Regions from separate parts of the Mus musculus genome. Here regions 2 and 3 are each linked to region 1. Evidence: chromatin loops called from intact Hi-C (ENCODE). Cell type or tissue: gastrocnemius. All regions are shown on one strand. Region 1 holds the start of Arrdc3 (arrestin domain containing 3). Region 2 overlaps 9330111N05Rik (RIKEN cDNA 9330111N05 gene). Region 3 holds the start of Cetn3 (centrin 3).

Evidence for each region. Hi-C counts contacts between places; a loop is a spot of excess contacts. Peaks named below come from ENCODE experiments on the same cell type or tissue, not always from the same donor. Only the 100,000 strongest peaks of a DNase experiment are listed, where the experiment ranks them.
Region 2: a loop joins it to region 1, with 6 times the contacts of the local background. A loop is called at or near these places in 9 of 42 quality-filtered maps.
Region 3: a loop joins it to region 1, with 6 times the contacts of the local background. A loop is called at or near these places in 12 of 42 quality-filtered maps.

What each region holds. Positions count from the first base shown.
Region 1 is chr13:80,880,955-80,883,454 of GRCm38, reverse strand. Arrdc3 (arrestin domain containing 3) reads right to left here and starts at 33. Exons shown (of 8, transcript NM_001042591.1): 1 at 1-33. In gastrocnemius, no CTCF peak of the experiment used is centred here; DNase peaks (open chromatin) are centred at 129 and 1,522; H3K4me3 peaks cover 1,270 bases; H3K27ac peaks cover 1,334 bases.
Region 2 is chr13:81,021,257-81,023,756 of GRCm38, reverse strand. The region is part of intron 1 of 9330111N05Rik (RIKEN cDNA 9330111N05 gene); the gene reads right to left. Among named protein-coding and RNA genes, the nearest start is that of 9330111N05Rik, 58 kb to the right of the region's middle. In gastrocnemius, a CTCF peak has its summit at 1,147 (motif pointing right); no DNase peak of the experiment used is centred here.
Region 3 is chr13:81,782,291-81,784,790 of GRCm38, reverse strand. Cetn3 (centrin 3) reads right to left here and starts at 1,544. Exons shown (of 5, transcript NM_007684.4): 1 at 1,434-1,544; 2 at 15-150. The coding sequence starts at 1,450. In gastrocnemius, no CTCF peak of the experiment used is centred here; DNase peaks (open chromatin) are centred at 1,061 and 1,551; H3K4me3 peaks cover 2,148 bases; H3K27ac peaks cover 2,301 bases.

The DNA of each region.
Region 1 (2,500 bases):
TGCTCCACGCTCCTGCTCGTCTCAGTGGTCTCCTTACAAAGACGGGCGGCTGGAGGCTGCCAGCTCACTTTAAGAGCAGCTTTGTGAAAAACAACCCTAGTGCGCAGGCGCAGGCTGCGACTGCGGCCAGCCTTCCAGCGCGCTCCCTCCCGCGCGGCGCGCGCCCGGCTCTTGCCGCACGCTCCCGGTACAGTAGGTGTGGAGCGGGCGCCGCCGACTTCGGTGCATGGGCCGCTGCGATTGGCAGGCGGGCACCCCGCCACCCCCGCCACCCCCGCCACCCCCGCCACCCCCGCCACCCCCGCCACCCCCGCCGCGGCCGCAGCGCCGGCCCCGCACGCGCTCCCGGAGCTGAGCAGAGGGACCCGGCGGCGCCAGGCCAGGAGTGTGCGCCTGGGCCGCGGACCCGGAGGACGTGCGAGCCGTGGGGGAAGGGGAGAAACCAGTTGGGCAAGCGGTTGGTGGCCCGAGTCTGAGCTAATGAATTTCAAAAGAAACGTAATAAAAAGCAGACAAATATTGTTCATAGAAGAAAGCGTTGTTGACTTGGATAGAAATAACAAAAGCAAGCAGGACTTTGTAGGCTGGGTGGCAATGGACTAAGCCAAGGCCTGAGGAGCCAAAGAACAATGCTCCAGGCAGCTCCCGTCTTCAGCTCCTACAGCATCAAACCCAATCAAGTTGTCTGTGTAGTGTGTAGGCCTGACCACTTCCTCGAAGGGAGAAAAAGTCCTTTTTCAAGACATCACCTTTTGCTCCTTTTGCAGGGAATGACTCGATTACAACTCCTGTATCAGGAATAAGAATAGAGCTCACACCCCTAATTACCACCTCATAAGAGGCGGTTTGAACATAGTCATTTAGCTGACATTGTTTACAACAGACTGAAAAGCCTTAGGAAAGCATATAAGGTGGTTTTTGGTTTTTAAGTATGATTTGTTATATAAGTGAGGCTTAATTTTGTTAAGCCTTACTTTTAATTCAACATGCTAATTGCCGTGCTGCATCTTTAAATACAGGCACATTTCTCCTTTTTTAATGCCTTGAGTAAAATACTCAGTCATAAACATCACCAGGATTTAGGGGGTAATAGATCATTAACAATCAACATAACCTCATAACAGGGCTATGTTATAAAATCCTGTATTATGCCTAACCAAAAAATGTGGGGGGTTGGTTGTCCATAGTTAAACATTAGATTTTTTTTTTGAATGATAAATCTGGATAGGTCGAATCACAACAAACTAAACACATTCATCTTGCTGTTTTCTTTATTTAAAAAAGAAAAAAAATCTACATGTTTAGTTAGATTGAACTTGACACTTGAACTGAAAAAAAAAACCTAAAATATAACTATGTGAAGAATAATTACTGGAAAAGCCAAGAAGAGTTTAGCTTTTTATGCATAAAATTACACATCTGTGTATTTGGTCCGGGGTGGGGGGTAGGGGCAACTTTCTTCTCTTGGTTGACACCTGGTGGATAATCCAGGTAAAGTGTCTAACCCTTGGGCTAAGGGTTGGTAACAAATACTATTGGTGTTTTTCTCCCCCTAGTGGTAACAGCCACGTCTTTGCTAGAATGTCAAGTTTCCTTCAGTATGAGGTGGATTTCAGCATTAGACACCACAGAAGATTGAGCAAGGAGTGGAGTTAAAAGTGGGCACAACGAGAATTTACATTATTTTTTAAATTTTATTTATGTATGTATATCTATGTAAGAGCACGCATTGTGTGTTCTGGAACCTGTTAAGCCAGAAGATCGGTGGCCTCAGACTCCCTGTTACTGGAGTTATAGATGTGAACGTGGCTACGTGGGTGCTGTGAACTGTATCACATTTCTGAAAATTAAGGATCACTATGTAAGAGCCTGAGAATTGCATTTAATGGAAAAGGATCCTAGTATTGTTTGTAGTTTGTAAAGTTTCTAATGGGGAATCAACACCATCCCTGTATTGCTCCCTCTTTTATTTGATGCTCCTAGGATCTTTTGCTTCATTAGATTTACTTTGCTATTAGTCTAATGTGACTTCTCAAAGACTTTAGTAATGGACACATGCTAAACCTTAACCAATAATTTTTACCCATGTTGCATTTATTTCCCTTTGGTCCCCTTTTCCTTTTGAGGTTTTGTTACATAGTATTCCTCAAGTGTGTAAACAAGTATATTTGATTCATTTGGCTTTCCCCTCCTAGTTATTGAAGCCACAAAAGCATGACGAACAAACAAATATGCTGGTACCTCTAAGTACTTGTGTATATTTTCATTTCTAAAAGAAATGTTATGCTTAGGTCAAATTTTGTATGTTATTTCTCTTTGATTTTAATAACTTTGCATTTGCAGACTCAAAATGTCTCCCCTTGAGACAGCTGGGAGTGCTGGGTTGTGGCGTGCTATCTTGGGCTTCTCTGATGTTTCACTGGGACACTATTGTATTTTGATTTAGATTTCAGCTATTCATCTTCACACCAAGGCTCTTTCCTGCTGCAACCCAGCCTAC
Region 2 (2,500 bases), 140 kb before region 1:
TTTTGTTTTATGAGACAGGTTTTTTGTATATAGCCCCTGGCTATCTTAGAACTCGATATGTAGACCAGGCTAGCCTTGAAGTCACACAGATCATTTTGCCTCTGCCTTCCCAGTGGTGAGATCAGAGGCACATGCCACCATGACCAGTTCAGCTTGATAATATGTTAACAGTTCAGTTGATCTGGACTCTAAAGAGATATATTCAACAGTACAAATGTCCAGATACAAATTTAAACAGTAAGGAAGCATGTTTGAGAACACAGGTCAGACATAATATTTCACCTTCTCTAATTCTAAACTCAAGGAATACCAAAGATCTAGGATTTCCAAGAAGCTAGGTGGGGGCCAAAAGAAAACAACTTTATTCTTTAATGAAGTGTTTCTTTTAGAAGATCTTCAACAAAGTAAATGTACTGGTTCCATAATAAGTTCTTCTTATGATGACTGGCTCTAACCAGTCCTGGGGAAATGTACTAACAGACAGAGATTACCCAGCGAAGTACAGGAGATGAGAAAGTACATAGGGCTGCCGTGGTTGCGCCAATGTTTATAAAGCCCTTGCACATCTTTATGGATAAAAGAATCCACAAGACAATGCCATGTACCTACTTGTTATTGAGATTCCAGATGAGGACATCCAAAGAGCTCAAGGCTTTCTTCATAAACACTTAAAAGTAAACACTGATGCGTATTCTTTTCTGGCTGAGCAGGGTGAAAGTGCCCAGATCAGGGCCGGTAATAGAGACAGCCAGCCAGAGAAGACATCTGCCCACACAACGTGCTTTAAAGAAAGCCCACAGCCCTGCCTGTTGGAAAGTATTTTCCTTTTTGATTCTTCTGAACATCCCCCTGTTTTTCTGGCCTCCATTCCATCACTAATCAGCAGTGAGTTAGATGCGAAGTAAAGGTATTATCTCCATAAAGCCACAGTGGGAACATATAGACAATTTGGCAGGAGAATTTGCCTTTTTCCCACTTTCAGAACAAAACATATAGACAGCAATTAGTTTATCTGGATTGTTGGCTTGAGAAGCAAACGCTAGGATTCTAATAGTTTGGGACATAAATGGCCTTTCTATTCTATATGAGAGTTCAGCATGTGAGTTTCATAACTTCTTGCCCCATGTCAGAAGAATTAGTTGGGGCCCAGCAGAGGGCACCCTAAGAGACCAGCACATAGGGGCTAGAAACTTACTAATGGATATAGGTTTACTAAATCCAGCTTTGTTTCCAACTTTTTAAGTTTTAGGAAGCCAGCCTTAAGGAAACTGGAAAGCTTTAATATTTACTGGTTATGAATTCCCTGGTGGCAGTATTACTTCTTAAATCTACTAGGTGCCAAACCATGCCTTCTTGACCCCCTTCCCCCTCTACCCCTCCCCTCCCCTCTTCATCTTCCTTTTCTCCCCTAGTAGTCATATATAACTCAATTGCCTTTGGTAGAATCAGTCACTTCCTATCCTCACCCCAAAAAATGCAAGATCACGGAGCTTACAGACACAAAAAGCACTTAGAAAGTCACAAAGGGGACTCAGGGCTGAAGCACAGTGCACTGAAGAAACAGACAAAACCTACCTGATTGTTGCATGATGTAGGGGGTAAAAGGTGGTCAGCCAACTCTTTCACTTAGATTGGCTGTTTATGTCTTTGATGTATTTATAGGTATTGAAAAGCAGAGCCAGATCTCTTAGTTTTGAAAGTAGAATACCCTCTTCACATGTCATACAAAATAATTCCCAAGGAAATTCATGGACTTCTCCCCATGTATACAATAATAATCCCAGCATAGGGCTTGCTATATTTGAAGGAGAAAGAATGGAATTTTGAAAAATTACCAATTCAAAATTCATGATGAATTTTGGGCCTACATGAGTGCCCACCATAACTTAATATAGCAAATTACTATTTCTGTTTCCAGTTTCCACCTTAAAATTACATTAAAATCATTTTTCTTTAATGATGATCTTATTCTATGGCATGAGTAAATATAAATATTTTTTATATGCTTTTTGTGGCACTGTCTTGCTATGTAGCACTCACTGGCCTGAAACTGACTATGTAGATCAGACTGGCTCAAACTTGAATCCATCCTCTTTACTTTATCCCCTAAGTACCAGGCTTATATCACCACACCAAGATAAAAATGTTATATTTTGATGAGTCAAAAAAATGATACAGGGATAGTCAAGGCCTAGATTTGTCTATGTCCTTATACTGACAACCTTTTTGTACTGAAATATACTGTGTAGATCAAAGAACTTGAATGTAAGTACATAATAAATTCAGTTGAATGAAAAAAACCAAACACAATACCTAGGTGTGAAAGAGAATTTGAGTGATAGTCCAATTAGAAATACAGCCAAGGAAACTTAATTCATGCAATGTGTGTGGTTACATTCTACAGTATGAAGGAATGTTAGAAGTTCTAGAGCATGCTATTTACCAGAGAACTTGAGCCCAGAAACAGGCAATCTAGAAAAAATAAGCATATATTTGTAAA
Region 3 (2,500 bases), 900 kb before region 1:
AAGTCCCCTGTTACCTTTAATTCATGATAATCTATGGCTTGGTCTTTGTCGGTATCAAACAGCTCAAAAGCATCTTTAATTTCTTGCTTCTGTTCTTCAGAGAGCTCTCTTCGTTTTTTCCTTTTTGTTTTGTCTACTACAAGCTCACCTCTAGGACACAGAAAAATGTCTTTAGGCCACTTTAACCCATCTTAGGACAAAGATTCATTTTCTAAATTTTAACAAAGCAGAGTAGCCTGGCAAATAAAGGAACTGCCCCTAAATCAATGTCCTGTAGTCAAATGTACTTTTATAAGAGAAATCCTAAACAAAGTCAAAAGCACCGAAAACACCATACATATTATTCATGTCATCTACCAAAAATAAAGAACAAAACAATGTCATCTACCAAAAATAAAGAACAAAACAATCAACCAGAATAGACTTGATTTTGGACAGCTTATAAATTCTCACAATTACTACAAAAAAACAACCATAAAACTTAAAAGATTACTTTTGCACTGTAAGCTCAAAATGTTTTTAGATTATACATTTGTAACACTGCTTTGTGGTTTTATTCCACTGATATTAGCCAGGCAAAATATAAAAGGGTCTAAACATTCAAATACTAGACACCAAAAAAAAAAAAAAAAAAAAATCACAGCATCTAATAGTCGTGCTTAAGTCTACGTGATGTTTAAAAGTGTTTTAACTCTCACTTAACATGTAAACGATAGGTTAAACGTCTTAAAACTCTGGAGAAGCTTAAAGAAAAATCTAAAAAGGGCACTTGGATCTGAAAATGTCTGCCTTCAAAAGCTGCCAATGCAAAAAGCGGTCCAAATGTGTAAACGAGGATACAGCACGTGTATCCGCACGTTCTAAAAGATGGAAGCTTTAAACCTCAAACCCTTGAAACTCGGCTAACTAACTGCTCGCGCTATTTACGTCTGGACGCCGTCGGGCTCAGGGACGCCGGCCCAGTGGCCCACGTGACCCCGGCTGCCCCCACTCGCCACACCCCCACGCCAGCTCCCGCCTCCTTCGTCACCCTGCGGAGCCAAAGGGGCGGCGCGGCGCGGCCCGCCCGGGGCACCTTTAACTGTAGATGGGCAAGGTGAGGAGCCAATGAGGGGAGGGATGGACGGAAGTGAAAGGACGGTGTCACGGAAACGAGCTCCACCCGAGACGCCTAGAGCACAGCGTGCCTCGGGGCCCGGGGAGAAAGGCGAGCGCTCCTGCGACTTTCCAGGGGGAATCAGGCAACCAGGGCTGAGTCCCGCAGTCGCGTGAGGGAAACCTCGCGAGACTTCACTCGGGCTGCGGCGGTGCCCGGAGGCGGGAACCGCCGAGGTCTGGTGCTCGGCGCTGGGCACCCGCCCCCGACCCGGTCTCCCGTCCACACCCGCCCTGGCCCTCTGGGGGGACGGAGGCACGGCCTCCTCGTTACCGACCTCAGAGCTAAACTCATTCTCTCTTCCGACAGAGATGTTCCACTCGGGGACTTTACCACGGGAACCGCTCAACAGCCACCAACCTCCACGCCTCGGGGACCACCCACCAGACAAGTTTCTGGGCGCGATTGGCTGAAATTGCCAACAGCCGGCCTATTGGGGCGGAAGCGTCGCTGCTCTTCTTTTTTCATTGGTCAGCATTCATGTCAATCAAGTACACATTTTTTGGCCCTGGTTGTCAGTCTGGCTCCCTGGATTGGCCAGGTTCTTTCCCGACTCCCTTGCGCGCGTATTAGAGTCACCACGCGAGACTCAGGCAGGCAAGGCGAGGCCCCACGCGTGACATGCACGGCGTCGACCGAGGGAAGGGAAAAGGCCAGCCCAAGCAGCCTGCTCAGAACGAGGGAGCAGTTTATTGGGGAACCAGGTCTGCGAAAAGATGTACAATTTTAGGTGGCCGGTGCACCTGAGAAACTTAAATCTAAAGGCGACATTCTTTATTCTTAGTTCAGTGAGGACCAAGCTAAGCGTTCTCCCCCGTACATCTCCCAAGTGATTTTAAGGCAGGCTGGATTATGGATTAGGCTTCTCGTTTTGCTGTTTTGTTAGGTCATTTACAATGAGACTAGCCAAACCACCCTTTTCTTCTGTGCGATTGGAAATGTGTGCTTGCTTCTGCTTCTCATTTTCTAGTGCTATAAAGTGTTTATGTGCGTCTTATCTTCACTGCCCACCAAGCCTCTTAAAGTTTACTTAGATCATCAGACTGCGAGCGAGACTGACTGTCTTCAAGGCCAGGGTTCTGTTTACACGAGTATTTGTACCAAACAAAATATCTGGAACTTAGGTGCTCCATAAATATTTGATGCATAAAATGAGGTATTATTGTGGAAAACTTGGAAACTACTGAGCTAACCTGCAGTGCTTATCGGTATAAATACAATAAACTGGGGCTAGGAATTAGAAACGGCAAATACTGTATGTAAGCTTATATGTGAACGAAGGACGCTGTGTAATTGGCTATGCATGAGTTAAGCTAGAGTGTAGATAGGAATTTGGACAAGTAA